Regions from separate parts of the Homo sapiens genome. Here region 2 is linked to region 1. A link is a loop called in an ENCODE intact Hi-C map of the cell type or tissue named here. Cell type or tissue: CD4-positive, alpha-beta T cell. All regions are shown on one strand. Each heading gives the region's core, and the rest is flanking DNA. Links, peaks and the distances in the headings are about the cores only.

The links. A loop is a pair of places that touch in the nucleus more often than their neighbours do. Peaks named below come from ENCODE experiments on the same cell type or tissue, not always from the same donor. Only the 100,000 strongest peaks of a DNase experiment are listed, where the experiment ranks them.
Region 2: it touches region 1 in a loop (2.0-fold over the local background); 7 of 110 quality-filtered maps call a loop at or near these places.

What each region holds. Positions count from the first base shown.
Region 1 is chr9:77,971,574-77,986,922 of GRCh38, reverse strand. All of the region lies in intron 1 of GNAQ (G protein subunit alpha q), which reads left to right. Among named protein-coding and RNA genes, the nearest start is that of GNAQ, 53 kb to the left of the region's middle. RefSeq lists an enhancer at 9,296-9,590. In CD4-positive, alpha-beta T cell, for the core only: CTCF peaks have their summits at 9,323 and 9,527; DNase peaks (open chromatin) are centred at 5,422 and 9,512; H3K27ac peaks cover 1,005 bases.
Region 2 is chr9:77,901,765-77,917,113 of GRCh38, reverse strand. All of the region lies in intron 2 of GNAQ (G protein subunit alpha q), which reads left to right. It overlaps LOC107987081 (a long non-coding RNA gene), which reads left to right. Exons shown (of 2, transcript XR_001746758.3): 1 at 1-1,765; 2 at 1,888-15,349. Among named protein-coding and RNA genes, the nearest start is that of GNAQ, 120 kb to the left of the region's middle. In CD4-positive, alpha-beta T cell, for the core only: no CTCF peak of the experiment used is centred there; a DNase peak (open chromatin) is centred at 7,583; H3K27ac peaks cover 592 bases.

The sequences.
Region 1 (15,349 bases), core at 4,816-12,815:
TATCCTCATGGAGCTTCCAAACAAGTAGAGAACAGTTACTAATACACACATATGTAAATAATTTAAAAACCCTTATCAAAACTCTGAAGAAAAGGTTAAAAAAAAAAAAAAAAAAAAAAGGGCCAGGTGCCATGGCTCATTCTTGTAATCCCAGCACTTTGGGAGGCCAAGGTGAGAAGATTGAGCCCAGGAGTTCGAGACTAGCTTGGGCAACATAGTGAGACCCTCATCTCTACAGAAGTAAAAAAAATTAGCTGGACATGTTGATGCACACCTGTAGTCCCAGCTACTTGGGAGGCTAAGGAGGAAGGATCATTTGAGCCCAGTATGTCGAGCCTACAGTGAGCTGTTATCATGCCACTGCACTCTAGCCTGGGCGACAGAACGAGACCCTGTCCCAAAACAAAGAAACAAACAGAAACTTAACAGGCACTGCAAGAAAGAATGATGGTAGGAGGAGCCAGGGTAGACCTCTCTTAGAAACTGAGGCTTAAGGTTTGAGCTTTGATTAGGTTTGAGGGTTGCTGCTTTTATAGAGATTATTTTGGTTTCATTAGCAATAGTCACAGTTAGCCTCAAATGTCAAATCTGAATCTGGACCAGGGTGCACAATACTGTGAAGCTCAGTAAGATTCAAAGGTTACTTAGAATGGCTGTTTCTGTTAGGCTAATAGTGTTGCTTAGAGCAACAGGATTCTGTTGGATGGGAAATCTGTATGTAAACAGCAGGTATGAGCCAGATATCTTGCAGCAGCTATGTGGCAAGGGAAAGGTGGTGGTGGCTATAATCTGCATGGCTGGAGAATAAACAAATATTGATGTGGGACTTTAAACTATGGCAATGCTAGGACATTCTAGGAAGAAGCAACAGTAGAGGTGGATTGTACTTTCTAGTTAGGGTATCTTTCTGACTGCTTCGAATATTAAGGCCGTATACAGTCAAACTGTCCAGAAAAAGGAAAAAAAAGTCTTTGTGTCAAGAAGATCAAAGTTCATTTAAATTTGAATGACAGCTGTTTTAAAAAATCATACTTAGGCCAGGTGCGGTGGCTCATGCCTGTAATCCCAGCACTTTGGGAGGCTGAAGCGGGTGGATCACCTGAGGTCAGGAGTTTGAGACCAGCCTGACCAACACAGTGAAACCCCATCTCTACTAAAAATCCAAAAAATTAGCCGGGTGTGGTGGTGCATGCCTGTAATCCCAGCTACTCAGGAGGCTGAGGCAGGAGAATCGCTTGAACCCGGGAGGCAGAGAGATTGCAGTAAGCCGAGATCATGCCACTGCACTCCAGCCTGAGCCACAGAGCGAGACTCTGTCTCAAAAAAAATAAAAATAGAAAAATTAAAAATTATACTAATCTAAAAACACATAATCAGTTACTGTGTTTTAAGCTGTGAAGCTTAACACCTTGTACTTTTATAGGGTATGTAATATTTGAATGACATACAACTATCCTCTACTTGGGGAGTAGGAATTTCTGCAACAGTGACTGCTCACAATTAATGTCTTCAGTCTCCTCCATTATATGATGTGATGTGGATCTCTGTAAAAGGAAAACCAAAACAAAACAAAACTCTACAAACTCTTTTGTTTGTTGGTTGGTTTTTCTGAGATGGAGTCTCTCTCTGTCACCCAGATTGGAGTGCAGTGGCGAGATCTCAGCTCACTGCAAGCTCCGCCTCCTGGGTTCATGCCATTCTTCTGCCTCAGCCTCCCAGCCTATAGCTGGGACTACAGGCACCTACCACCATGCCTGGCTAATTTTTTGTATTTTTAGTAGAGACGGAGTTTCACCATGTTAGCCAGGATGGTCTCGATCTCCTCACCTTGTGATCTGCCTGCCTTGGCCTCCCAAAGTGCTGGGATTACAGGTGTGAGTCACCGCGCCTGGCCCACAAACTCTTTTGAAAACCATGTAGGGGGAACTAGTGTATGTCCATGCCATAAAATTGCCATTTCCTTGCCATAGTATCAGGATCCTCAAATGGTAGTCCATTTTGATTTTGTAATTCTCTGCTTTCTCCTCTCACCTCTTAAATACCTGAATAGATGTTGGAGGATTGCTCCATTCTTCACTCGGGAGCCTGGTCCCTTTGTCAGTTATAATAAGTGAATCAGGGAGTTTCTCTCTCTGGCTCTGCTCTGTGCATTGTAAAGCAGAGTTTCTCAAAATGTGGAATGAACCCCTGCGTTAGAGCACCTGCACTGAATCCCTGGGTATACTTCTCTTAAAACTGCAGGTTTTTGGTTATATAATGTTATACCAAGGGAATTTTTTAAAAGAGAATGTTTTAAAAAGGTATTTCAAGACAATAAGGAGCTACTTGTTTGTAAGAGTTCTACAGAAACCAAAAATTATGCGAATTCATACTTTTGGGAATCTTATCTTTTCCAAGGACTTTGTTAACTATTTCATCAACTCTAAGGCAGTTAAGAATAAACACAGTTAAACAGGTACTTCAGGCTGGATGTGGTGGCTCACGCCTGTAATCCCAGCACTTTGGGAGGCCGAATTGCTTGAGTCCAGGAGTTCGAGACCAGCCTGGGCAACATGGCAAGACCCCATCTCTACAAAGAATACGAAAAATTAGCCACGTGGTGGTGCATGCCAGTAGTCTCAGCTACTCAGGAGGCTAAGGTGGGAGGATCACTTGAGCCCAGGAGGTCGAGGCTGCAGTGAGCCGAGATCATGCCACTGCACTCCAGCCTGGGTGACAGTGAGGCCCTGTCTCAAAAAAAAAAAAAGAAAAGCAAAAAAATCCCAGAAATCTACGTACTTCAACTAAAATTCAAAAACTTTCTGCTTGTGCCCTACCTGCCTAGATGACCAACTTCATCTAGGTGATTTTTTTTTTTTTTTTTTTTTTTTTTTGCTCTCCAAAATTCTACTTGCATATGCTGCAAAAACCCAGGATGACTTTTGAGGAGAGAGAGAGAGTCTTTGAATAAAAGCACAACGTGTTAGATCTTTTATTTCTGTATCCCTCAGTTCTGAGCAAAATGCCCACACAGTAGGATCTCGGTAAATCTTCCTGTCTCTTGGAGTGGACTTCCTTTAGGATACAGCAAGTTCTGACCGTGACTTCCTAGGAAAGAGTCCTCCCCACTAAAAGAGTGGAATAGAGTCAGTGGTCATTTCAGTCACTAAATTCTCCTGCTGGTGATGCCAAAGGCAAGACTAGATCTGCTAGTGATGCTGATTTTAAGTGCATAGATACTTTTCTGTGTTTCCATAAAATGCCAGAAAATGAGCTGCTCAGCCAAACCCTGTGCCACAGTAAGGGGAACCTTGAAAGAAAGAGGCAAAAGGCAACATACACCAACTATGAGGAATAAGGAATACACCAACCTTGAAAGAAAGAAGTAAAAGACACATACACCAACTATGAGGAATAAGGCAAATGGCTCTTCGAAGAGGCTCAAGGCCATACCAGTCCTCTCAGTTCCAGAGGGGAGGGGCCCAGAGGAGTCATCTCCCAGCAGGGTGAGAACCAAAAGGTTGGTGAGGTACTGAGGCTACCCATGGAGGAATTTGGGAGGGAATAAACACCTACATCCACACAAGTCCTTTAGAAGATTTTTAGCAGCAAGAGTTGGCTACTAATAGGTCAGCCCTCTTACCTAAAATGACGCAGTTGCTTTCTATGAAAGCATGATTTTGATGCTCAGCACTCCACAGATACATACTATGTAAATGTTATCACCATGCACGAGTTCATACTGTTGCATAGAACTAGCTGGCAAGTGAGAAACAAAGTGCCAGTTTCTATGTAGGCAGTGTTTCCACAGTTACTTCAGCCCTTTCTACCCCAGTACAGCAGAATTCTGGGTAGTGTAAATAATTGATGAATTCAAGCATTGGTACATTATATAGGGGCCAGTTAGAGACCCATGTAGGTATTTTCTCTGTTATGGTTCTTCTAAAAAAGTTTTTATCTTGTTAATACTGGTTTTGACTTTTTTATTTTTTTATTATTATACTTTAAGTTCTAGTGTACATGTGCACAACGTGCATTTTTGTTACATATGTATACATGTGCCATGTTGGTGTGTGCCGCACCCATTAACTCGTCATTTACATTAGGTATATCTCCCATTACTATCCCTCCCCCCTCTCCCCACTCCACGACAGGCCCTGGTGTGTGATGTTCCCCTTCCTGTGGTTTTGACTTTTTTTTTTTTTTTTTTAAACATAGAATCAACAGTTCGATACAGGTAGAGGATTCATTAATGAGAATGCATCTTTCACTACTGTGCAATGAATATTTGATGGCATTTTTATTCCCCTGAAATGTTCAGGTGCTGTAAATACTTCTGAAAAAGCTTTTCAGGGAGTTCACATTACTTCTCAGAATAGGCTAATGTTTGTTTGTATCATACTTCTAAGATAGAATGGTGGTCTCCCCGTCCCCCATGTCATATGTCTCTCTCATAACCCCATGAAAAGGTGTAGAAGAGATTCTCCATGTGGAAAATTTCTGTGAGGTTTCAGAAGCCTATAACATTATTCCCATAATTGACTGATCTTTAACTTGCCATTCTTAAGTAAGAGGATTCAATTAAAAAAATTTTTGTTTTACTTCGCCAACATCAGTGGTCAAGTGTTTCTCTAATTTGTTTTGAACTGCGTGGCAGGAGTGGAATTTGAGCCCACACCTCCCTACAAAGACCAGAATCATTTCTTTTTTATAAAACTCTGAGAATAGTGATACTGCTTTGCCAAAAATGAAAAGACTTTCTATAAGCACATAGACAAACATGATGAGTGGGTATGAAATGCTTACCAGTAATGGTAGTCATAGGTTGTATAATCTTTCTGTGCTAAGAATTAGCAGTAGGTTGGCTAGTCATTGGCCTGGGATGGCTTGATGTGACCCAGCTTCCAGGTAGGAACCTAAATCAGATACCAAGAGACTTTTCTACCTCAGGAACCTAAACACAGAACAGAGCACCCTCCTCAAATCTATCAAGTCAGTTAATTGTTAAATTCATAATTCCACAGTTTGTAATCACTCTTATGGATGGTTAGGCAGTTAACTAGCCATATGGAAGTGATAGGGAATTCCAATCAAGGTAAAATTGAGCAGCAGAGTGAAAATGCAAAAGCTTTCTAGTTTTTATTCTATATGGGAAGATGAGTTCTGGAGCTGCGAAGAACACCTGGTTAATGAGTTCTTGAGACATGTCTAATAGCTTTTCCCTAAGGCTAGGGACATGAGAAATAATCATGAAATTTGAGAGAAAGGAGATTTAAGATAAGGTTGTCAAAAGGGATAAGTATTTTAAAGACACCTCAGCCTACTGGACTTTTGGTTGCATGCAAAATAGAGTATACAGCCTGGGAGTGCACAGCCAGCTATGAACTTCCTGATTCACAGTGAATGTTATTTTTTGCCTCTGCATGCACCTCCCTTGCTCTGACTTGCCCTGCTGTGCCGTGGCCTTCCACACCTTCTGCATGACTGGACTTTGCCTTCAGCGTCTTCACATGGCCTGTAGGGCACAGCCTCTTGCAAAGGAAGTGCTCAGAAGGTATATTTAGAAATGAATTTCCTAAACAGTTGAAAGTATCCTTCATAAACAAAAGGACTGATTATATTTTTTCCTCTCTTTTTTTGATGATTAAAAGCATTTTAAATACTATTTTTTTTGTCTTGATTGATTAAAGGAAATACTATGTATGGCAGAATATTGGCAGTGAGTAGAAATTCAAAGCAGGCTTAATATTGACTTTATGGAGAGATAGGGAAAGGCCAATTAAATAATGAAAGTAAAGGCTTACATAATATTGTATACTAATGTAATTAAATAAATGTGGAAAAATCCGTGTATTTAAATGGGGGGTCTGAATCTAACACCTCACCACTCACTTTCTAATAGAAGCTATTTTTGTAAGTGTGTGGGAGTCTGGCAATATCCTTTCAGATAGAAATCATTGTAGGTTTAAATCACTGATATAGCATGGATTAAGCAGATGAAAGCAATGAAGGAAGAGCCTGTTTAGATTCCAGAGAATAAAATTCATAGAACTGTGAGAGGTGGAGCTTGAAATACTGCCACAGTTTTGAAGTTGTTTTAGTGACATCATGTTTCTATGCATGATTCTTACATATGTATCAAAGTGTGGGAGTATTCATCTTCCAGAATTCTAGAATTCATGATTTTGTAATCTAGCCTATCAAGTGATTCACATACAAAGCCTTTCTTTTTTCCTGAACTGTTGAATTTGGATAAATTGTGAATTGTGTTTTTTTTTTAAACTAGTAAAGTGGTATCTTTTGGAATTGCTTCTTAATTGTCTATGGTAAGGCATAAGGCACGTTGCATGTTGCTTTTCAAAATATCTTGATATGATAAAGTGCAGTTCAGAACTGTAATAAAAGGGGCTATTTTTTAATATCCCAGAGAGTTTAATTATAAAATAATTTTGTAGTAACATGATCTTTGACCAAATTTCCGTCTAGCATTGTAGATCTTCATTTTGTATATTTTCTTTAGTTTTATGACAAGAATAATAATACTCATTCTCCTCCTCATATTTTCTTAGGACCTGAGTAAGTACTACAGCTTGATGCTCAGTCCTCACTTACTGTGGCTAATTCGAGAGACACTTGATACTGAAATGCAAGATCTGGTGTTACTCAGCACTGGTTTATGAGCACCAGGGGCTATGCTTTTTGCTATATACACATCACAGTCTGCCTTCATAGTACCCCTGCAGAGGAGGTGGTATTGTGCCTGTTGTACAGGGTAAGAAACAAAGGTTCAGAAAACTTCAGTAACTCTTTCAAGGCTTGAGGTCACACCACAAAGAACGTAGTTTATCCAGGATTTGAACTCAGCATTCTGTTACCCCACAGCCGTTGCTCTTTCTGTTGTGCAGCATTGATTCTCTTGTAACTTTGTCTATTTTCATAAATTAATTTGTCTCTAGGAACAGGCAGCTTTCTCTCTTCTAGATGTTATGACCTATTTTCTGTCTCATAACATGGCCAAGTACATAATTTGAGACTGTGTTTTTTATTGTTTGTCTTACGTTGTTTTTCAGCAAATAAACATTAACCAAAATCAGGTAGCCAAGATGCCAAATCATGTAGCAAACCTACACATAGGGGGAACAAAGAAAAACTGAACATGCTAAGTAAGCCATCTTTTCACCTAGCGTCTTAATTGTGAGGCATATATGTTGCATGTTGCTTGTGAAAGTATCTTAGTATCATAAGATGCAGTTCAGAATTGTAATCAAAGAAGGGGCTATTTTTTAGTCTTCCAGAGAGTTCAGTCTCCCCCCCCTTGGGCATGCACCCTGGGGCTTTGGGACCTCAGAGGTTCTTTTTATTAGCTTAATTGTTTAGCTCGTTAACTGTTCCCTTGTGCTTTCCTAGTAAGGGGCACTTCCCTACTAGAAGGGGATGAACTCCAGCTGGTATTGAGGTCATATGAGTGTAGTTTTGATTGAAAAAAAGAACAACATGGACACAAATATTGGCCATGACAGGTAGATATCAAATAGTTCTTTCATATATTTTAATTTTAATTTAATTTAATTTAATTTTTTTTTTTTTGAGACAGAGTCTCGCTCTTGTTGCCCAGGCTGGAGTGCAATGGCGCCATCTCGGCTCACCGCAACCTCTACCTCCTGTGTTCAAGCAATTCTCCAGCCTCAGCGTCCCGAGTAACTGGGATTATAGGCATCCGCCACCGTACCTGGTTAATTTTTGGATTTTTAGTAGAGACAGGGTTTCACCATGATGGCCAGGCTGGTCTTGAACTCCTGGCCTCAGGTGATCTGCCCACCTCGGCCTCCCAAAGCACTGGAATTACAGGCATGAGCCACCACCCAGCCGAATTTTTATTTTATTTTTCTGAGACAGAGTCTTACTCTGTCACTCAGGCTGGAGTACAGTGGCACAATCTAGGCAGAGGCAACCTCTGCCTCCCAGTTTCAAGCGATTCTCGTGACTCAGTCTCCTGAGTAGCTGGGATTACAGGTCAGTGCCACCACGCCCGGCTGATTTTTGTGTTTTTAGTAGAGACATGGTTTTACCATGTTGTCCAGGCTGGTCTTGAACTGACCTCAATTGATCCACTCGCCTCGCCTCCCAAAGTGCTGGGATTATAGGCGTGAGCCACTGTACCTGGCCCATTTTTTTTAAAAGTGAAAAACCAAACTAAAGTGTGATAATAGTTTTGAACATTTAGTGGAGTGTAAGAAAAGAGAACCCATTTGACTCAGGTTCACTGATAAAGGGTTCTATTTCCTTTTCTAGGAGTTGAGCATTGCTGTTGGTTTTGTGGGAGGTAATATTTACACAATCATACTGCTGTGGATGTAGCTAAATAGTTTATTGGTTAATCCCCACACAAGACAGGAAAGATGTAATTATAACTACAGAGAGAAAACAATCATCAAGGTTTTAAAATCTAGCAATGCAAAGGGAGTGAAAGAGCAGACAGAAGCCTGAGGCTAGAAGGCAGGAAAAGAGGCAGGAGGGAGAGGGACCTTGGTACTCATTTTCTTCTTTTACATGGTGGGATGTAGAGAAATACTGTGTAATACTGCTGAAACAGGAAACAGAGCTAACCAATTGAAGGACTAAAAATAGTATAATCAAGAAAACTAGAGACAAAATAGAGGTGAAGTAAGTGTGAATGAGTTAGATACGGGGGAGGCGGTAAGTCAGTAGATTCTGTCTGAAGTTGACACATCAGGGATAGAAGCCTGTCATTTCGTTAAGCTGATCACCATAGAAGGACTGTAAAAGCAATAATGGAAGGGAGTGGAAATGGGGAGTATGGGCCCAGAGACACTTACTTTCCACTTTTTACCATGCTTCTGTTTAGGAAAAGTTACCTGCACATGTATTACTTTTCATATAATTTAAGAAAAAGGAAGAATTTCAGCAAATTGTAGATGTACAGTGTCAGGAATAATTTTCCACGCATACTATGACATTACTGTTATTACTAGGGTACCAGGGACTGCTGTTGCCACTGGTGGAGGGTTCTGGTTTCCAAAGAATCAGGACAAGGGGGTTAAGTTGGGGCAAGGTGACAGATAACTACACCCATGATCCCATTCAGGTATTCAACTGGTTTCATGGTTGGATCCTGATCAAAATATGGCAGAAGTATTTAGATAGAAGAAACATAAAGGAAAGAACCCCACTAGCCTTCTTCAGACTTGCAAAGTGAAAATGTTCCTCCTATAAGGGGCTGCTGGGGAAGCCCAGCACCCTGGCTAATGCTCCAGGGTTGCAGAACCCCGCTTCTTGTTCTGGGATGCCATGGCCATTCTGGAGAGTGCATGTCTGCGTTGCCTTTGTTTTCTCTAGTCTGAGGAGTGGCTGAGCTTCAGGGCACTGACTTCCTCCCAGGAACTTCCTGAAAGGGGAAATTTCGACTTTGCTGTATGAACACTCTGAATGCCTGTGGGTTGAACAATGGTAGCTGCTGTTGTTTTTTTTTCAAGAGGGAGCTCAATTTTGTTTTGACCTTGGGAAGTGTGGATAGTTGTGTTCATGGCGCCTCCATGTGGGCGGTCAAGGAAGAAAGTCTTGGGGTAGGAGCCCTTGGAGAATGAGGACTTGATTTTGCCATTTTTGCTTTTGGCCTTAATCTGTGTTGTTGTGGAGACAGTAGTACTGAGATGGGGTTAGGGTGGGGAATGGAGTGTGGAGAAGGGCCAGGGAAGGAGCTAACTAGAGGGTTAGTGCCAATAGCTGAAGGAAGCGCTCTGCCTTAGGAGGCTTTATAAATAGTTGCCTTTATCCAGTGTGTCTCATTTTGCCTCTCTCAGGCCTAATTTCTAAATAATCCCATTTTTCAAGATAAAGGAGATAAAAAGGGGTACTCTGAGATTCTCCCAGCAGGTGTGAAATCCTGCCTAATAATTGTAGCTGCAGATTTCTCTATCAGGAATTGATTTGCTGTTAATATAGTCTAGTGCTTGATGCTTGCAAAGTCATATGCCTTTGGGATTCAGGCAGGTGGTTTTAAATGAGTGACACTGGGTGGGACCTCTGGCCAACTAAAACCTTATGGCTCATTGAAGCTGTTGTTCAGCTTTGAATGTTGCCATGTATGGAGAGCAGGTTTTTAGGCTTGCCAGAGCTTCCAGTTTTTCCAGGTAAATAAAATATCTGCTTTTTATGTGAAATCTCTTGGATTTTAAATGTTGCCAACTAATCGAAAAGCTTAAAACTATTGTCTAGAATTAAAAAACAAGCCTGGGCCGGGCGTGTTGGCTCACGCCTGTAATCCCAGCACTTTGGGAGGCTGAGGTGGGTGGATCACGAGGTCAGGAGTTTGAGACCAGCCTGACCAATATGGTGAAACCCCATCTCTGCTAAAAATGCAAAAATTAGCCAGCGTGGCAGCGCGTGCCTGTAATCCCAGCTACTTGGGAGGCTGAGGCAGGAGAATCACCTGAACCTGGGAGGCGGAGGTTGCACTGAGTTGAGATCGTGCCATTGCACTCCAGCCTGGGCAACAGAGCGAGACTCTGTCTCAAAAAAAACAAAAACAAAAACAAAAAAAAACCAAAAACCAAAAAACAAAAACCAAGCCTGTTGAGTGGATAGTTTTTGGCTGCCAATTTTTACCACTGGTTAGGACTCTTAACACCTGACCCCAGTTGTTCTTCAGCCTTGATTGTTGAAAATGAGCTGAACATTTACTGGGCACTTTACTTTGTGTTCTACCTTTTTCTAAAAGCATTTAAAGATGCTTTTGTTAAATATAAACTAATATAAATTAGAAGCAGGTGGAAGACAAAAAGTTAAAACAACTGCAGGATAGTAAATGGAATCAGAATGAAATGATACACATAATGTCAGTGAACCTCAAACTGGGCATGGAGCTTGCTAGCAACTGGCATAACATAGAAGCCTTATCAGTTATACCACTTGTAGTATCTTTAAAACAAACTGTTTAACAGTGACATGGCTCTTCCCGATGCCAGGATCAGAAGGACAGCTCTCAGAAGGGTCTTCAAAAGAACACACTGAATCCTATGACTCTCATTGCAGTGAGAGCTTTATAGGATTGTTCTTCCTGTTGCTCTCCATTAAAAGGCCGATAACGGGGCTGAGCGCAGTGGCTCACGCCTGTAATCCCAGCACTTTGGGAGGCTGAGGCGGGTGGATCATGAGGTCAAGAGATCAACCATCCTGGCCAACATGGTGAAACCCCGTCTCTACTAAAAATACAGAAATTAGCTGGGCATGGTGGTGTGCGCGTGTAATCCCAACTACTCGGGAAGCTGAGGCAGAAGAATTGCTTGAACCTGGGAGGAGGAGGTTGCAGTGAACCGAGATCGCGCCACTGCCCTCCAGCCTGCTGAGAGAGCGAGACCTTGTCTCAAAAAAAAAAAAAAAAAAAAAAGGGGGGGCTGATAACAGTAAAAGTGTAGTTTGGGAAATGAGATACTAGCAATGGGACCTTGGGTAAGTTGCCCTATTTTTCTAAACCTGTTTCCTTATCTGTATAATGAAGATAATTATATTAATACAAAGCAACCACTCTCAAAGGACCATTGTGAGGCTTAGCTGGTACAGTTTGAATAAAGCACTTATTGCAGTTCTTGGTACCCAGTAAGCATTCTGTAAAAGTTGGCTGTGGTGAGTTAGAGAATTGCTAGCAGTGAGAGCTTAGTTGTCAGAATGATTTAAATGTGACTGTCCAAGATTTATTTACGGCACTTAAATGTTTTCGTTTGCTGCAATACAATTTTTTATCCCACTTAATCCTGGGTCACCAAAAAAGTGTTGAGTTACTTATGTACAGAGGATTTTGCAAGGCTCTAGGGGATGGGCCCTGTAGGGAACTTGTATTTTGGCTAACTAGGTAAAGACACAATACAAGACAGGGAGCACCAAGGGCCATCTGAGCAAGGCTGAGTCGATCCATTGAGGGGTTGTCACAGTGGGCTGATACCAAACTAAGACTTCACAGTGATCCACTTTATTATTTGGCAGGTAGAATTTTATAGTTTGAATCATTCCAAACACTGTACAAGAATATTTCAAGCTATGCAACAAAGTAAAATGAGGATTTACCTGAGTATTTTGTATGAATCATTATAGGAGCAAGGTGAACAGCAGCAATCCGTCATGCTTTGCAGTTTGTATTAATTAAACCTTAGAACGTGGGGTAGTTAGGTTGAGCCATCCTTTGCATATTTTTTCATTACAGAGAGTCTTCTCAGCTGGCCTTGGGGCATGCAGAGAGGTGGAGATCTGTGTGAGCAGCTATAGCACTAGGCAGCCTTGCATCCTGGGTGTTGAAAGTGCAGGCCATTATCCTCCCCTCTGACCTCCAAGATGTTAGGTGGCCTTTCTGTGCCTCAGTTTTATCATCTGTAAATTGGGTATGATTGTACTAGTGCCTAGTACATAAGGAGTGCTGCAAAGATTACATGAGTGTCTTTAAAGTCCTTACAACAGTATCTCACACATAGTAAGCATGGCATGTGGTAGTTACTATCATTAGTCCCTCTTGGAGCAATGTATATTAAAATTTTAAAGACAGCTGTCTGGTCAGGATTGGACATGCAGCCTGTAGTTTCAGAACAGAATGCAGCTGACTGTGTACATGGGGATAACTTTATAATGCCCTGGACCTCATTAGCTCATGGCTGTGGAATGGATGGGGGCATCTGGAGGGTCCCTGTTTCAGACCCAGAAATTGAAAGCTCAGCCCCAGCCTCAGCTCCAGCTTACTTGCTCTGTTGATATATGGCGAGTTCTTCAGTGTCTTAAAGTTTCTTTGTGCCTACAAAACAGGCTTAACCTTTCATTCTTGGTGTGTGCTGAATTTTCATAAGAAATTCAGGAATATAATGGTTGGATGAATGAGTTATATTTTAAAGATTATTAAAAATTAAAGGAGATGCAAATATAACAGCTAAATATTATTGCTTTGACTTCTAGGTTTTTGTAAGAATCTAAGTATATAGTATTCACCATATGAGAAAATTAAGTTTTACCTTATTATATAATAACCCAGTAAGGACTTTAGTTAATTGTTCAATTTTTTAAAAAAAATTTCCTGGAAATCTCTAAGATTGAACATGAAGACCCAGAAAATGACTTCATTGCCCCCTACTTTGAGTCTCACTCTGTCGCCCAGGCTGGAGTGCAGTGGCACAATCTCAGCTCACTGCAGCCTGTGCCTCCCACATTCAAGCGATTCTCCTGCCTCAGGCTCCCAAGTGGCTAAAGATCATAGGCACACGCCACCATGCCCAGCTAATTTTTGTATTTTTAGTAGAGACAGGGTTTCATCATGTTGGCCAGGCAGGTCTTGAACTCCTGACTGCAAGTGATCTGCCTGCTTTGGCCTCCCAAAGTGCTGGGATTACAGGTGTGAGCCACTGCACCCGGCCATTGCTTCCTATTTCTATGTTTCCCTCAAAGAATTGACTTGAATCTCAGTGTGGTTGTGAACTCTTCCTAATGAATTTCTGCTCCTTCTGCTGACAGCATTTTCCATACACGTTAGACCTGCTTTTTTGGGAGAGTTGTTCTGAAGTGAGTGGTTCACAGAAATGAGGGCATACACCAGCTGCGTGTAAAAATATGCCCCTGCCCTTACTGCTGCACATGCAGGGACAAGGACTGGGGAGCCTTGCAGTAGAGCCAGGTAGCTCAGCCTACTTGTGTCTGAAGATGTGGGGCTGATGTCGTGAGTTCTGTTTAGGAGTAGTTCATTTCATGTTTTCCTTAAAGGATAATTTTTGGCCATTCCCACACATTTATTCTTCATATAAAATTTAGAATCATTTGTTAACCTCTAAAAAAACCCCATTGGTTTTGAATGTGATCACACTAAACATATAGATTGATTTTGGGAAAATTTATACTTAAAGTCCAGTAATGTGGTATGTCTTGTTTTTTTTTTTTTTTCCTTTCTTTTTTAAATGTCTTCTCCTTTTTACTTAAGTAAAGGAATTTTTTTTTTTTTTTTGAGATGGAGTCTTGCTGTTGTCACCCAGGCTGGAGTACAATGGTACGATCTCGGCTCACTGCAAACTCCACCACCCGGGTTCCAGCAATTCTCCTGCCTCAACCTCTTGAGTAGCTGAGATTACAGGTGCCCACCACCACGCCCGGCTAATTTTTGTATTTTTAGTAGAGATGGGGTTTCCCCATGTTGGCCAGGCTGGTCTCGAACTCCTCAGGTGATCGATCCACCCGCCTCGGCCTCCCAAAGTGCTGTGATTACAGGTGTGAGCTACCGTAACTGGCCAGTAAATGAAATCTTGTCCTTTTATTTATATGGGTCCTACGTTTCCTGTTAAATTTATTCCTAGTTATTTTATATTTTGTTTTTGATTGTTGTAGTGAATAGACTTCTTAAATTGTATCTTGTAACTAGTACTTACTTATTATGGAAAAGCTGTTGGGTTTTTCACATTTATTAGTGGGCTTATGAAGCCCATTTACTGAATTGCCTGAAAATGGAACCGATGTTACTTGCATTTGTTTTGTGAACAAAGGAAAAAAAAACAGTATGAGAAACTTATATTTTAATTTTATTCTCTGTTAGACTCTACAGTGCATCCTGGGTCCCTCTTTTTACTCACTGTTGTGTCCCTAGTACCTGCCTCAGGATTTGCCATGGTGCGTGCACGATTAATATTTGTAGAATATTTCTTAACTTTCTTAATTCTATAATAGTTTTTTCTCTTGGGTTTTTTAAAGAAAAGCAATTATATCATCCCCAAATACTAATGATTTTGTTTCTAGTATTTTTTTTTCATTTTAATTGTTATTATTTTGGCTAGAACTTTCCTTGTAATATTCAATGATAGTCACCCTGTTGCAGATGACACGATTGTACATTTAGAAAACCCCATCATCTCAGCCCAAAATCTCCTTAAGCTGATAAGCAACTTCACCAAAGTCTCAGGATACAAAATCAGTGTGCAAAAATCACAAGCATTCCTATACACCAATAACACACAAACAGAGAGTCAAGTCATGAGTGAACTCCCATTCACAATTGCTACTAAGAGAATAAATACCTAGGAATACAACATACAACTTACAAGGGATGTGAAGGACCTCTTCAAGGAGAACTACAAACCACTGCTCAGGAATAAGAGAGGACACAAACAAATGGAAAAACATTCCATGCCCTTGCCAGAACTTCCAATACTATATTGAATAGGAGTGGTGAGAGAGGGCATTCTTGTCTTATGCCGGTTTTCAAAGGTAATGCTTCCAGTTTTTGCCCATTCAGTATGATATTGGCGGTGTGTCTGTCATAAATAGCTCTTATTATTTTGAGATACGTTCCATTGATACCTAGTTTATTGAGAGTTTTTAGCATGAAATGCTGTTG
Region 2 (15,349 bases), core at 3,198-11,197, 68 kb after region 1:
GATTGAAAATTATCTTACAGTAAGCAAGCTTCTTCCTTTATAATTCTTTATCTCCTCCGTAACATGCCAGACATGTTGTAGAAGCTTTTGTTTATTGAGTGAATTACTCCAGATAGCGGATCATAGTATCCTTTGATAGTTGGCTTATAATCTCTATGAACTGTGAAATAAGGGTGGTATTGTGGCAATTTCAAAGTATTGATAGGCCATTGCTCTCTTTGCCAGTCCTGGGAAGAGAAAAGAATCTGATACAATGCTTCTTCATGTAGTGAATTTTAAGACAGTTGTCTAAGAGAACTCCGCCTCACCTTGGGCCAATGTTGAGTGGACAGTTGCACCTTTTTTTTTTTGTAAACCAGTTTTTCCTTTTAGACTTGAAAGTCCTGATAACCAGGGCTTATTTAGCACCTTGGCTGCAGCTGTCTCTGACAAACTAGCCAGGCGTTTTGAGGCCTGACACCTGTGTTTCCCTTTCGCCTAGCATGGAGGGGTTATGAGAGGATGTATTGCTACAGTGCCTTTTGTCCTCTCTAAGCAATTCTGAGAAAGAACTTGTCACAGGAAAGTACCTCGTTAAACACATTTGACACTTTCTGAATTTTCTGTACTTCCTGAATAATCCAAGGTCCCAGAAGCCATTTTTCATTTTCCTGAAAAATGTAGCCAGGATTCTGGAAAACTTGCCAACTTATTGTTGCCCTTGATCAAGGAATAAAACATTACTACTTTGTGCAACATGAGTGAATTTTCTTAGTTTACAAAATGCCAAAAGGCTGATTTCATTTTAGTATTTCCCACCTAGATAATAAATACATAATAGAGGCAGAATTAATAAATACATATTCTTATCTACCCCTCTGAAGAGCTCTATCAGTCAAGGTTCTCTGCTTGCAAGCAACAGAAACCAACACTGGCTAACTTAAGCAGAAAATGAATTTATCTGAAAATGGACTCACTGGGAGAAGGGAGTAGAAGCTGAAGGATGGCCTCTTAGAAACTAGGGCAGGCTCAGAGAACTCATCTGTGAAATGGATGAACTCTGGCCATTTCCAATCTTCTGTCACCCACCTAAGATTCAGATTTCTGGGAAAAAGTGCCGATTTGGAGCAGCCTGGATTCTGTGCTAAGTCTTTAGACAGGGGAAGGCTCAACAATATGATTGACAGCCCCTGAGGGAAATCTGGGTACAGTTGGTGGAAGAAGGGGAATGATGGTGTTACAAATTACACATCTTCACTGCAAAAATACACAGCGTGAAAAATAAAGTGACACATGGATTCTCCATAGAAGCAAGCCCTCTGATTTTACTGTTTGCTAAGTCTTTGTTAAAATAAAATTTCTTATTCTGGAGTGGAAAGAAGTAAAGGGGTTAGTGACTTAGTTATATACGAAGTAGCTAGCTGAATTTGACTCTAAGGATTGAATATAATAAGCTTGGGATTATCCCATTTCCACACCACCCCCACCCCCGCCAGCTTCAATTGTTTTAACTCTCTAAGCCTTGAATTTCTCCATCTGTGACAAATAGTAATGGGATTATTTCAAGGGTTAAATAGATAATGTATGTGAAAATGTCTCATAAATGGTTTTTGAAAGTTTTGAAGTTATAAGAGGAATTGTCATTATGTAGAGAATGAATACTACTAACCTTCCATCTTTTTAAAGAATAAAACAAAAAAACAATGTGACCAGATTTAGGAGGTATTTAAGGAAAACCTCAGAGTCACTTCAGAGTGACAGTCATTGAAATGGGATACTAAAAGAGGTACAGAAATAAAGAATAAAACAAAGAATAAAACAAACAATGTGACCAGATTTAGGAGGTATTTAAGGAAAACCTCAGAGTCACTTCAGAGTGACAGTCATTGAAATGGGATACTAAAAGAGGTACAGAAATCTCCTTATCTGGCTGTGTTCAAAATAGAATGTATTTTTAACATGTGAATTTCTTTAAAGCACTTTTGCTAAAATAAAGCTAGGAATGTACTAGACAACCTCTAAAATTCTTCTCAACACTGTTTTTCTTCATGTTGATTTTCTCATTCTGAAACTCTAAAAAAGAGATGATGCTGTTATTAAAATTATTTTCTTATATTTTGAAGCTTTTGCCTTTCTTGAACTTTATCCATTCTACAGCACCTATGAAAAATTTTTAAAAAGACAATAAACAACAGATTTGCTTTGATAATGGTCTCCAGCCCAATAGAGATTTTTTTCTTTGTATCTAAATCCCATACGTGATTGTAATGATTACATCTATGTTGATTTTTTTTTTTTTTTTTTTTGGTGTTCAAAAGTAAAATATCAGATGAAGGTTTTTGTGGGTGACAGTGATTTTAATTGGATTCTTGGCCACAGGGTACCAAAACAGCCTATGCTTTTTCATAGGGAAACTTTCTACTCCTGCTTCTATAAATCTTTGAGAGTTTTCTCATCTTTTTTTTTTGTTTTGAGACGGAGTTTTGCTCTTGTTGTCCAGGCTGGAGTGCAATGGCACAATCTCGGCTCACCGCAACCTCCGCCTCCTGGGTTCAAGCGATTCTCCTGCCTCAGCCTCCCAAGTAGCTGGGATTACAGGCATGCGCCACCATGCCTGTCTAATTTTTTGTATTTTTTAATAGAGACAAGGTTTCTCCATGTTGGTCAGGCTAAATCTCAAACTCCCAACCTCAGGTGGTCCGCCCGCCTCGGCCTCCCAAAGTGCTGGGATTACAGGCATGAGCCACTGTGCCTCTTGGCTTTTTAATAGTCTAAAGGAATCTATGGACTTTTCATGGCCAATTTGATGAGTCAGCCACCTCTTTTTCTAAGATTGGTTTACTGCTTTCTCCCTTCTCTCCAGGACTCTTGGGAGTTGAATCACCATGGAGTCTCTGGTAACTATATCAACTTTCAAAATCCCTTTCTATAATTTCTTTTCTCTTTTAATATCTTGCAGATACTTCCTAGCCACATTTTCTTCTCCTCCCTTTATCTTTGCAGTTCTTTATTCATTTTATACCCATGACGGCCATGTAAAAATAGCAGATGAATATGAGATATTTAAAATTCCTTGTTTTCTTGGCTAAAGTTAATTCGTAATCCCAAGGCATGCCATATTGCCTTTCTAGGATGTACATCTAAGTTCATTTTCATCAGAGGAGGGTTCTGAAACAAAGGAAGACTTCAGCAGTGGACTGAGACTGATATTTTTTTCTTTTTCGATAATAAAAATTTCAAAAAAATACAGAAGAGTGCACACAACATCAGTATTGAGTCGTGTGTGTTTTTCCATTGTCAATACATGTATATCTGGATTTTTTGATCTGGGTCAATATAACCATAACCTCAGAAGATTCTTCATGCTCCCTTCCAGTCAATACTCCCAAGTTCCGAAGGATGACCACTATCCTGACTTCTGGTAACGTAGATTAGTTTTGTTAGTATTTGATCTTGGTATGAATGAAGGCATACAAAATATATATTCCTTTGTCTCTGGTTTATTTTACTCAACATTGTGTTTGTGGAATTCACCCACGTTGTTAACTTGTAATTCCTTTATTCTCATTGCTATGTAATAGCAGTGCCTCACAGAACTTTCTGTGGTGATAAAAATGCTTTCTATCTCTTCTGTCCAATACAGTCGCCACTAGCTGCATGTGACTATTGAGTTGTGAAATGTGCCTAGTGTAACTGAGGAACTCAATTTTTACTTTCATTTAATTTTATTAATTTACATTTAAATTTACATGTGACCAGCAGCTACTGTACTGGACAGTACAGTTGTATGACATTTTATTTTATAAATATGCTATAATTTGTTATAATTATATATATATAATTATATCCTATTATAAATTTGGGCATTTCTGGCTGATAAAAATACTGCAAATATAAACATTCCTGTACCTGTCTTTGGTGAACATAAGTCTGCATTTCTTTGGAGTATGTATCTAGCATTTGGAATTCCTGAGTCAGAAAGTATGCATATAATCAGTTTTAGTACGTAGATACTGCCAATGAGTTTTCCAGAGTGATCATACCAGTTTACATTCCCACAAGCTGTAAGAGTTCTAGTTGCTCCACATCCTTGACAACAGCATTTGGTATTCTTTTTGTTTTAGTTATTCTCATGGCTGGTATTACTAGTTTTGGTTTGTGTTTGAGACTGGGTCTCAGCTATGTTGCCCAGGCTGGTCAAGAACTCCTGGGCTCAAGCAGTCCTTTCACCACAGCTGGGATTACAGGGGTGTACCACCTCACCCAGTAGTCTTTTTAATTTGGCTATTCTGATGGCTGGATAGTGGTATCACATTGTTGTTTGAATTTGCATTTCTTTGATAACTAAGCATCCTGAGCACTTTTTTATATGTTTACTGGCTATTTGGTTATCTCTTATAAAATACATTAATTTTTTACCCTTTTTCCATTGGCTTGTCTGATTTCTCATTGTTTTGTAGGAGTTCCTTTTATATTAAGGACATACATCTTTGTTGAGTAAATGGCTTACAGATGTCTATTTTGTGGCTTTTTGTTTTCTTAATGGTTCTTTCAGTGAAAGTTCTCAATGGTAAGATAGCCCAGTTTATAATTTTTTCCCCTTCTAATAATTGCTTTTTTGTGTCCTTTTAAAGTAATCTTTGCCTACTTAAGGTCATGTAGATAATTTGCTGGATTTTCTTCGAAGTTCTTTATTGTTTTACATTTTACATTCAGATCTAAAATCCATTTCAGGTGGATTATAGAGTATGGTATAAGGTAAAGGCCAAGTTTTTATGTTTTTTATCTGGATATCTAATTAACCCAATTCATTTATTGAAATGACCATCCTTTACCCAGAGCAATACAGTGTCACCTTTGTCACAAATCAAGTGAATGTATATGTTTGAGTTTGTTTCGGGACTCTCCATTCTGTTCCATTGATCTATTTTGTATATCTTTGTGCCACTGCTGTGCTCTATTAATGACTGAGCTTTGCAATGTTTTAATATTGGGCAGCAGTAGAAGTCACTCAGTGTTGTTTTTCTTCTTTGGGATTGCACAAGAGCTGAATTTATTCCTGTGTACTTTTAAAGAAGAGCATTTTTTTAACTGGCAGGTAGATTTCCTAGGGTTAATCCAAATGTGTTAATTGTTCTCTCTAATGCAGACATCTTCCTTTTTCTTGAGGCCTCGGTTTATTTCCTTATCCAGACTGTGTTAGCTGCATAGCTTAGTAAAAGGACTTTTATTTTTCCTAGTTTGATAATACGGTTTTCTTTTTTAGATCAGTGTCCTTATTTATGAAGGGTGATGGTGGCTTCATTATTATTCAGTGATGTTCTTTCTCACTTTAAGCATTTCCTCTAACAAGAGTTGGAGCTGGACACTGAGTGCAATGGAGTTCTACCAAATTCCCCTTCCACAAATCGCTTTTTGGGCCAACATGGCTCTACAGCACCGGATTTTGCATCAGAATCCCTTCGAGTTTCTTATCTTCACCATCTGTAGCATTTAGATTGAAAAGGCTTACCTGGGTTTTCTTTTTTTGTGTTTTATGATCTCAAGCTATTGGGAGTAGACCAATTCGTGTGGCTCAATATGAGAGTTAAAGTTACGTCAGAAGGTAATGAAAGCTGATTTTGCCCTTTTATTAACTATAGTATTTTAATCCTGGTATGTAAAATTATTACTCATTTGTGCCTAATGCAGATAATGGGAAGCAGCTCACTGTGGTAAAGTAGGGGCATTAAGCACAGGTGCAACTGTAAACATGTATCCACATACACACGTATACACACACTCATGTATGCCAGCAATGACCTTTGGACACTACATTGTATATGTATGTGGGAATAAAACTGATGGACGTCCAGCATTATCTCTAAATTGTACACATGCAGTGACTGTCTTTGCATAATGTTCCCCCAGCTTATGCTTGGTGGCCTATCTGCATTGTTTTTCATCTCATCTCAAAGTAACCTAGCTCAGCTTGTCTTCAGCTCATGCACAGCTTCCACAGCCACAGCTCAGTTCATCTTTAGCTAATCCAAATCGTTTAAAATTGGATGAAAGGAAGAAAATTAACACTTGAGGGCAGAGATTGGGCCTTAATTACTTAAACCTAGTTCAGTATTTGACATATGGTTCTACTCTGTTGAATGAATTAACGAGTGAACACTTGTTGACCGTGATGGGTTTTGTGTACTGTGTGGTATACACACAAGAACACAACTACTGGAGTCATACACAACTTGGTTTGAAACATACTCTACGACAAAACTGTTGTGTGGTGTTAAGCAAATTAATGTCTCTGAATTCCAGTTTTCTTATTTCTAAAATAGTGGTGATTCTAATGCCTAGTTCACAATGTGTTTTGAGAATTACATAGTCTGGAAAAGTTGAAAGTGTTGTCCATTGTTAAATGGAGATGATGTTCTTTAGTCATTCAACAAATGTTTGCTAAGTATCTCCTATGTTGTAGTCAACAGAAACTGATATGGCTGATTAAAAAAAAAAAATAGCACTCTAAGGAACATTACTGATTGGTCCAAACACATGAGCGAACTCTGCTTTAGCAGCCTGTCTCTAAACTGCTCTCAGCTGCTTAGACAAACCTGCGCAGAATGACCAGGAATTGACAGCCACCATATAAAACACATGTGGCATAGTTTAACGCATTTTAGTAGGAAGTTGTGAAGCTGGTCATTTGGCTGTTCTTGGTTAACTCCTGGCAAAGCATCAGATGAATACTTTCCTTGTTCTTTTAAACCAAGTAATGTATTGTTTTCCCTTGTTAATTTTAAAACAATGCATCTATTTTCAGTTAGGCAGAATATATTTGTTGGAGCCAAGGAAAGTGAATGCCTGAATGGAGGTCGAGGGAGGATATGAGAAATGCTGGGGCATTTCCTTCTCATTTTTACGCCACTGGAGAAGTCATCTCAGTGATGCACTTAGTTTTTGCTATTGTAGAAAATCAGGGTAGTGCTTACTTAATATTTAGCAAAGCAATAGTTTCCTTCATTTTAATAGCATGTATCAAAACCTAAAAACTTGTTGCTTCTCAGGAATTGTAGTCTTATTCTTTATTATATTGTTTTGCCCTAAATTACTTACACCTGCTATGCAATTATGTTTTTAAATAGTATGTTGTTAACCTACTCATGATTTTCATTAGTACAAGCATGTATATCCAAACATGAATATCAGCAAGAAATGCACTTTAAAAAATGACTTTTTGTGTCATTTCATGTTATATTATGATACTTTTCCTTTCAGGAGAGAAAAAAATAAGCTCTTCATTAATAGCTGCAGTTACTCATTTTGGCTTTTCCCGTATAAATGTATACTTTTACCACCTTTATTTTCCTGATTTTATGTTTCTTAAAGTGAATTTGTTAAGAAGATACCTTTAAGTTGTTGCTACCACTTTGTAAGATGCATATGCAGTTGTTGTTTTTTTTTTTTTTACTATCTTGTGTTATTTGTTAAAACTGAAATGTAACTGAAAGGACTGGCATATATCAAGAAATGTGATATCCCCGCTGAGATGAGCAGTAGTATTGGATTGGCTGGTAGGTTATCTGCTTCTGTCAATGTGCACACTTCCTTTGTGGTAAAAAGTATAACGGTTTTGAACTAAAAAGAAGACTGTACTGAGTGTTGTCGATATTGGCCTCCCTGTGAGGTGGTGAAACGTCCTTAAAAACAGTGCTTCTGTGGTAAGAGTTCAGTTAATTAGGTGATTGTGTGTGCATTCTCTAAGGCACTAGCCTAGTCTTTCTTCTCTTGACCGTCTTCTAGCCATTTTACTATCTACTGGGCAGCTGGTGGATGGCAACAGGATGAGATCATGTAGCTGTTTGATTGTATTAATGGAACACTGCAGTCAAAGTACCTCACTAAAGTTGGGGATTAAAATACTTTTAGATTCACCTTTCAGTTGACCTTGATCCTTGGCATAAAATAATCAATACCATATGCTTTGTGGGTGGCGTGTATCAGTGTTGTGCAGTTTTTGCCAGCCATGGAGGAGAATGGTGGCCCAGAGGAAGGGGTGCCTTTTTCTCTCTACAGCACTCTCTTTTTGCCAGACTCTATAAACAGAAAGTGGAGAGGTGGGTACATTATTCTCATATGCACAGAAGTGCCACATATTCCAGTGATGACAGCTTTGGGTCTTCCTAACTGAATGTGAGGTTGAGAACATTGATTTTGTGTTCTAGAGTATTGCTTCTCGAACTTGAATATGTATACAAATCATGTGAGGCTCTCATTAAAATGCATATTTGTATTTCAGTAGATCCAGGGTGGGCCTGAGATTCTGCTTTCCTCACAAGCTGATGCTGAAGCAGCCCAAAGTAAAGGCCTCTTGGAAGTAACTGACTCTCTGCCACCAGAGGCAATATGAAATCACCAGTAGGCTACCTTTTGGAGAGAAGATCCCAGAAAATACTTCAATAGGATTTTGGCCATGAGACATTCAGCAAATTATTTAAACTCTCCATGCTATGCCTTGTCGGAAATGTGAGGAGATAATAGTATTCACTTTGTATGGTTAGTGTGAGCATTAATGACAATATATAGATGCAAAACTTTTGGGACAATAACATCAACATAGTCAGTGTCTACTAAATGGTTGTTGAATTCTTCCCAGAAAGTGCTAGGTCAGGAGAAATGTATATCTGTTTGGGGAAAGTGCACAGTATTTGAGAAGAAATTGCTTATTGTTTAAAGACATACAAGAGGCTATGATCCAAGAATGAGACTTGGGTTCCATGATCCGGTGCAACAGTGGTTTCTTGGGAGCAGTGGCTGGCCTCTGGTAGGATTTAAGGCATCAGAATGTCAATGAAAGTGGGGGCCCTTCTGAAGGGGTTCATGGATTTCTGTCACTGCTGAGATAAAGGAGTCTTAACTTTTTTCCCTTGACTGCAGGGTGTTTGTAAGGTAAGGAAGGAGGCAGATAGTCGAATAACGAAAGAGGCAAAGGGACAGAAGAAAAAGGGAGAGAAATAACTTTAGCCAACCACTTCTGGGCCTTTTTCATTTAATATGCTCCAAAATGTGAGGTAAGTAGTAGTGTTCTAATTCTACAGATGAAAAATGTTTAAAATACCTGCCCCAAATAACTCAATTTTTAAGTTTATGGGGCTGGATTAAGCCCAACCCAGAATTAGGCTTAATTCCCTAAAGGCAGCTCGTATACTTGACTCCATAAACACCTTTGGCACCTAGGACACATGTATTTAATTTTCTTGTGCAAAAGAGTAAATGCAGTTACCTGTGGCCACTCCAGCTGTCTTTCCACCACTTCAGCCAGCTAAAGTTACTGCCGTGTCCCCAGGACCTAGCAAAGGGCCTGACCCACAGTTAGGCTCAGTAAATACTATGGAATGAATGAGTCAGTATTTAATCAGAGAGCCGATTACATGATACCACTATTATTATGGATCTTTTAAACTTTTAACTCTGATACCACCTATTTGATTTCTCCTTCTTGACTGTACACTCCTTTTACTTGTTCTTTATGTTTTTTGTTAATCCACACACTTCACATCGACTTAAATAATTTTTAAAATGCCACCAAGTATTTTTCATTTCTCTTCGAGCCAGAGGAAGTGTAAGACATGTACTTTGCTTATGGGGACTTGCAGTCTCATTGGAGAGGCAAGATACTTAACAAAATTATTTAGTTCTTTAATGTGCAGTCAAGGCAGAGTTTCTATAGGAAAGCTCATATATTCTTTCTTTCTTTCCTTATTTCCCTTTCTTTGCCTCCTTTCCTGCTGTTCTGGGTTGGTGCATGTAGTGATGCATCTGGCAGTGCTGGGTGTTTGTCCATTTTCTGACCATTTCCCATGGCGATATCTTTGTTAGGAGCCAGGGAAGGCATCTTAATTACCACTGCAGTCTTGGGATAATGAAATGCACAACTCTATGAAAAACTTGGTCACAAATCAAGAAAGTGATTGGAAAGCTTATGCAGCAGAAAAATAACTTGCCCATGAATTATGAAACACCTCTGGTATGTGAACATAGCTGTACACTTGAAATTAAGAAGCTTGTTTCTATAAATACTAGATCCTTTTTTCTTTTTCTCAAATAGAAAAACATTTTATAAATATAAAGATAAATATGTTCATTGTAAAAATTCAGATAACATAGAAAAGCAAAAGAAGAAGGAAAAAATCACTTGTAATCTCACTGTGTGAGAAAGCCACTGGATTTTATGGTATATTCACATACTGAGATTTAACTTTGCACATACAAATGTAGGTTCACTGTCCCACATCTAAAACTTCTTGGGACAGTTTTCTTAGATTGTAGAAAGATAATGTGAGAAAACCCCCATTGAGGTTTGGAGTTGTACTGTGTAATCAAATACATTAACATTTTAGCAGCAAAGTATGTTAATATTTGCAATTAGTGGAACAAATGAAGATTGTAAATAGCTTTGCAGCAGGTTACATTTCCCATAAATTAATTACAAAAAAAGTCTTTTCAGTTCTTGGAAATTTGGAGATTTCAGTTAATAAGTAAGAGAGTATGGACTTATATACAAAATAGTGATTTTTTTTAATCGAGTATATATCACAAGTACTTTTTTCTGAGTTGTTTTCTCACTTGTGCCATAATGAACATCCTTGCAGGATAAACTGCTAGCAATGGAATTGCTGGGTCAGAAAATACACACATTTTTGAGGCTTTTGATAAAGATTATTCAATTGCCATCCAGAAAGATCATACCAGATTACTGTGTGGCATCTGAACTTGCCTGTTTTTACCACGTCGTTACCAACTCAGTTTTATTAGTGTTTTAGGTCTTTCCAATCTAATTGGTGAAAGTGATACTTTAATCTACATTTTTGAATACTGATGATGTACTTCATTTCATAAACGTTTGGCTGTAAAATTTCCTCTATATTCATTCCAGAGATTAAGATATTTTCAAATCATTAAACTGGGGCTGTTATCTTAGGTTGTTCTGGAGATACTAATTACATGTCAGGTAGTATCAGTTGCATTGGTTATTTTATTTAGAAATTATTTTTTTTTTAACTTTAAGTTCCGGGATACATGTGCAGAATGTGCAGGTTTGTTACATAGGTATACATGTGCCATGGTGGTTTGCTGCACCAACCAACCTGTCATCTAGGTTTTAAGCCCCATGTGCATTAGGTATTTGTCCTAATGCTCTTCTTCCCCTTGTCTCCCACCCCCTGACAGCTCCCAGTTTGTGATGTTCCCCTTCCTGTGTCCATGTGTTCTCATTGTTCAACTCCTACTTATGAGAGAGAACATGCGGTGCTTGGTTTTCTGTTCCTGTGTTAGTTTGCTGAGGATGATGGCTTCCAGCTTAGAAAGTAAGTTTTGTTGAAGAGCAAATGTTTCCGTAAGTGCTGGCAATCCTGAAGGACTCTTTCAAGAATCATTTGGACAGAATTTTCCTGAATATGAAAGCAGTATTTAATGGCATTGACAGCTAAAGGCTTCAGGTTGAATTATCTCCAAGTGTATGATCGACTTTTAAGTGAGAATAAGCAAGTTTATGCCCCATGTTCCTGTGCAGTTATCTCATGCAGTTTTCTGACAGTGTAAAATATTACAGCCCCACTGCATGCTTTAAAAGAGAAATTTTGAAATTTTATTCTTTCATTTTGTAGAGTCTGAAAAGATTTCCCCTAAGCCTGAAGCAGTGATAAGCTTTGGAATCACCTGGGGGGCTTAATTACCATGCAGACACCTGAGCCCAGCCACCAGAGACTCTAATCCAGTAAGCCTTAGACTGTCTTTTGAGAAAGGTAGCCCAGCTCTGATTTTAATCAGATTATTAGAACAATAGTAATACTCATAGGCGTGGTTTTGTAGTTGTAAAAACAGGAATTGTTACTATAATAGCAGTACTAATAATTGTAAAAATTTCTATTAATGGTAATGTTATGAATCTTTTAAGTATATCTGATAACTCAGCGATGTTCCAAGTTCCACATTCAATGAATGGGCAACTTCTGGATTTGCCTTTCTTAACATCTAACTTAATTTTATTTCTTGGTAATAGAGGATGAGTACTTGAAATTAGGGCCATTCTTAACTTCTGAACACAGAGAAAACTTTTTTATCACAAAAAGTCATTTTGGGAGGGAGGAATTAGTTTTCTTTAGTTGAACAATAGACTATTACAGACAAACCAGAAATTTTCTTATTGCCATTTCACTTTTGTATAATTTATTATATTTTGTATTTTCTTCCTCTGTGTGTGTGTGTTTCTTCGTGTGTCTCCTTTAAAATGATCCCATATAGAATCTAGCTGTTGTAAGCATTGTTCTGACCAATTTATACAAAAAATAATAGCTGCATCGTTTTCAAACATGTTGATGTGGTTCAGCATTTTGGAGTCAAAGAAACTGAAAAGAATGTTAGGCTACACCAGCTTTAATTTGGATCAACCCAAAAGACTTGCTAATTATTTTACCTAAGCACTAATTATTATGTGAACTTTATTCTTAAAACATAAACAGGGCCGGGCACGGTGACTCACACCTGTAATCCCAGCACTTTGGGAGGCCGAGGCGGGCAGATCATGAGGTCAGGAGATCGAGACCATCCTGGTCAACATGGTGAAACCTTGTCTCTACTAAAAATATAAAAAAGTAGCCAGGCGTGGTGGTAGACGCCTGTAGTCCCAGCTACTCGGGAGGCTGAGGCAGGAGAATGGGGTGAACCCGGGAGGTGGAGCTTGCAGTGAGCCAAGATCGTACCACTGCACTCCAGCCTGGGCAACAGAGCGAGACTCTGTCTCACAAAAAAAAAAAAAAAAAAAAAAAAAAAAAAAGCCGGTGTGAACTTCTGTTAACTCCACTGCCCATATCTCTTTTGTTCTAGAAATTGATTATTTACAGTTTCCACAGTCAGCTTTTTGCTAAACTAAAAGTGTAAGTATGCCAAAATGTGGTACAAGAGAGCAAGCTTATCATCCAAGTAGATGCAGGATAGATCATTAATCTTCCACACACTTGCTCTAGCAAGTGTTCAGCCTACCAGGCAAAAGGGCTGGGCTTTATCTAAGATCAGCAAGTCTGATCCAGCTTGCCAGAAAGCCAAATTATCCAAGTTGATATGGAAATTCCAAAAGGCATCCCATCACATCCTTGTAAGGGCATTTACATTTTGCCTGTTTTGAGAGTGATTTCACAAGATTTTTTTGTGTGTTTTGTTTTAGGGTTTCCCTAAAATATGGAAGGTATGTGTAGCCTGGCTGTCAGGTATGAGGAAACAGGCACGGGTTTTAGGTGACCTCCCAGAAGTCACACACAGCCCTGGAGTGGCAGTTAGAAAACTGGCAGTTCACTTTTGAGCATTTTTTTTCTCTCCACTTAAAATAAGGTGTGTATATATATGTGTGTGTGTGTATATGTATATATACACACATACATACACACACTTGTGCTTTAATGAAAGGTTTGGACTAGAAATGCTAGTGTCAGAAATTATTTTGCTTCTCACCCTTTTTACTCTCAGCTTCCCACAGGAGAATCACTTGCCTGCCTGTCAACCAGATAGAGCCTGCCTGGAAGGAGTCACCTTTAGCCCCTGGGGAAAGGAAGGGAATTATCATTTAGTGAGAGCTCACCCTTACTGGGCTGTCTGTTCCCACTGAGATGTTCTAGGATCTTCCTTTAAACACTTAAACATTTTCCATTTTCCTCCTTACAGTCCCTGCTTCTATCCTCTCCCTTGCATAAGTAAGGAAACTGAGGCTTTGTGAGGTGAAATACAATTCAGGTTGCAGAGTGAGGATGAAGTGAGGATGAGGCATCTCTAGCGTCCAACACCCATGCTGCCTTCTCTAGGGAATAGCTTCCATCAGGCAGCTGGGCATTCAGGTCCATCCTTGCAGCCTGAGTCTGTGACCAAGTCCACTTATGGAGTGGGATCTGGGGCTCCTCAAACTTTAATCTTGTTTATCTAGTCTGCTTCTCCTCCACAAGTACAGATCCTGCCATTCTGGGCTGACCTCTTCTAACGACCTGTGTTGCTCATGAGCTCTTCCCACCCCTGCCCTGATTAGCTGAGATACCAGGCACTTCTTCCAGGCTTTGCTCACCTCTTCATCTAACAGACCATTGACACCTGCTTGGAGATTGATGACAGCTACAAATTTTACTTACTCCTAAGATTATAAGTTCCCTGTGATACTAAGGCCTGGCCCAAATTGCAAAATTGTTAAAGCAGAAACTCCAGCTTGCATGTTGAAGGAATACGTGAAGTAAAAGAAAGCTGTGAAATAGGCTAACTCAGTTACCATAGCTTATGGTTAAGAAAGCTGCACTGGCTGATTGGGAAGCAGTTGCACACTCTCTAGGACCATTAAGGTCAAACTTGGGTGAAATTTTGCAGCCTCCATTCAAATTTATCCTGTTTTGTACAAAAACAAATTGGCGTTCATTTTTCTAACTTGGGTTAGGTTTTGTAAACCCTGTTCTGAAGACTAAGACCAGAACTCATTATCAATAACAGTTTGTGGATTCCTGATTTTATGAAAACCATCTTGATCTTTCTTCCTTTATTATTTTTAGCATTCTTGTTTTCCTTTTTAGTATTTTAAAACTAAATATTTTAGCTGATATTCCATGTCAAACCAAGTATCTCATCTTGTAATGTCATAATCTGTTAAGACATTCCTCTCAACTTTGTAAGCAAGGCTTTTATTATGTAAGTCAGCAACAAAGGTGGGATTTTAGATTAAGGAGGATGCTAGTGCTAATTGCCAAAGTAATCATACTGAAAAGCATTCTTGTTGAAACTCAGACATATACCACAAGTAAGAGAAAATGATATTCTTCATCAGATGAAATATTTGGAAATTAATTATTATGATAACAAGTGAAAAGCAAACAAAATACTCCTTACAAATATATTTTTACAAATTTATAACTTGTTTAAGGTGTAAGAACATTCTGAAAGTTTCATTTTGCATCAGCCAGTGAGTTTTAATGTAATGCTAAGAGGTGGAGGCATTAGTAACCCTATTTATGATAAATATAAATTCAGAAGAGTTAGGTAACTTGTTATGGTGTGAATGTGTGTCCCATCAAAATTTGTATGTTGAGATCCTAACCCCTAAGGTGATGGTATTGGGAGGCGGGGCCTTTGGGAGGTGATTCAGTCATGAAGGTGGAGCCCTCATGAAGGGGATTAGTCCTCCTATAAAATAGGCCGAAGGAAGCTAGTTCCCTTCTACTCAGTGAGGACACAGCAAGAAGCTGCCATCAATTAATTAAGAAACTGGCTCTCAGCAGACACTGAGTGTGCCTGTGCCTTGATCATGAACTTCCTAGCCTCCAGGACTGTGAGAAATAAATGTTTGTTGTTTATAAGCCACCCA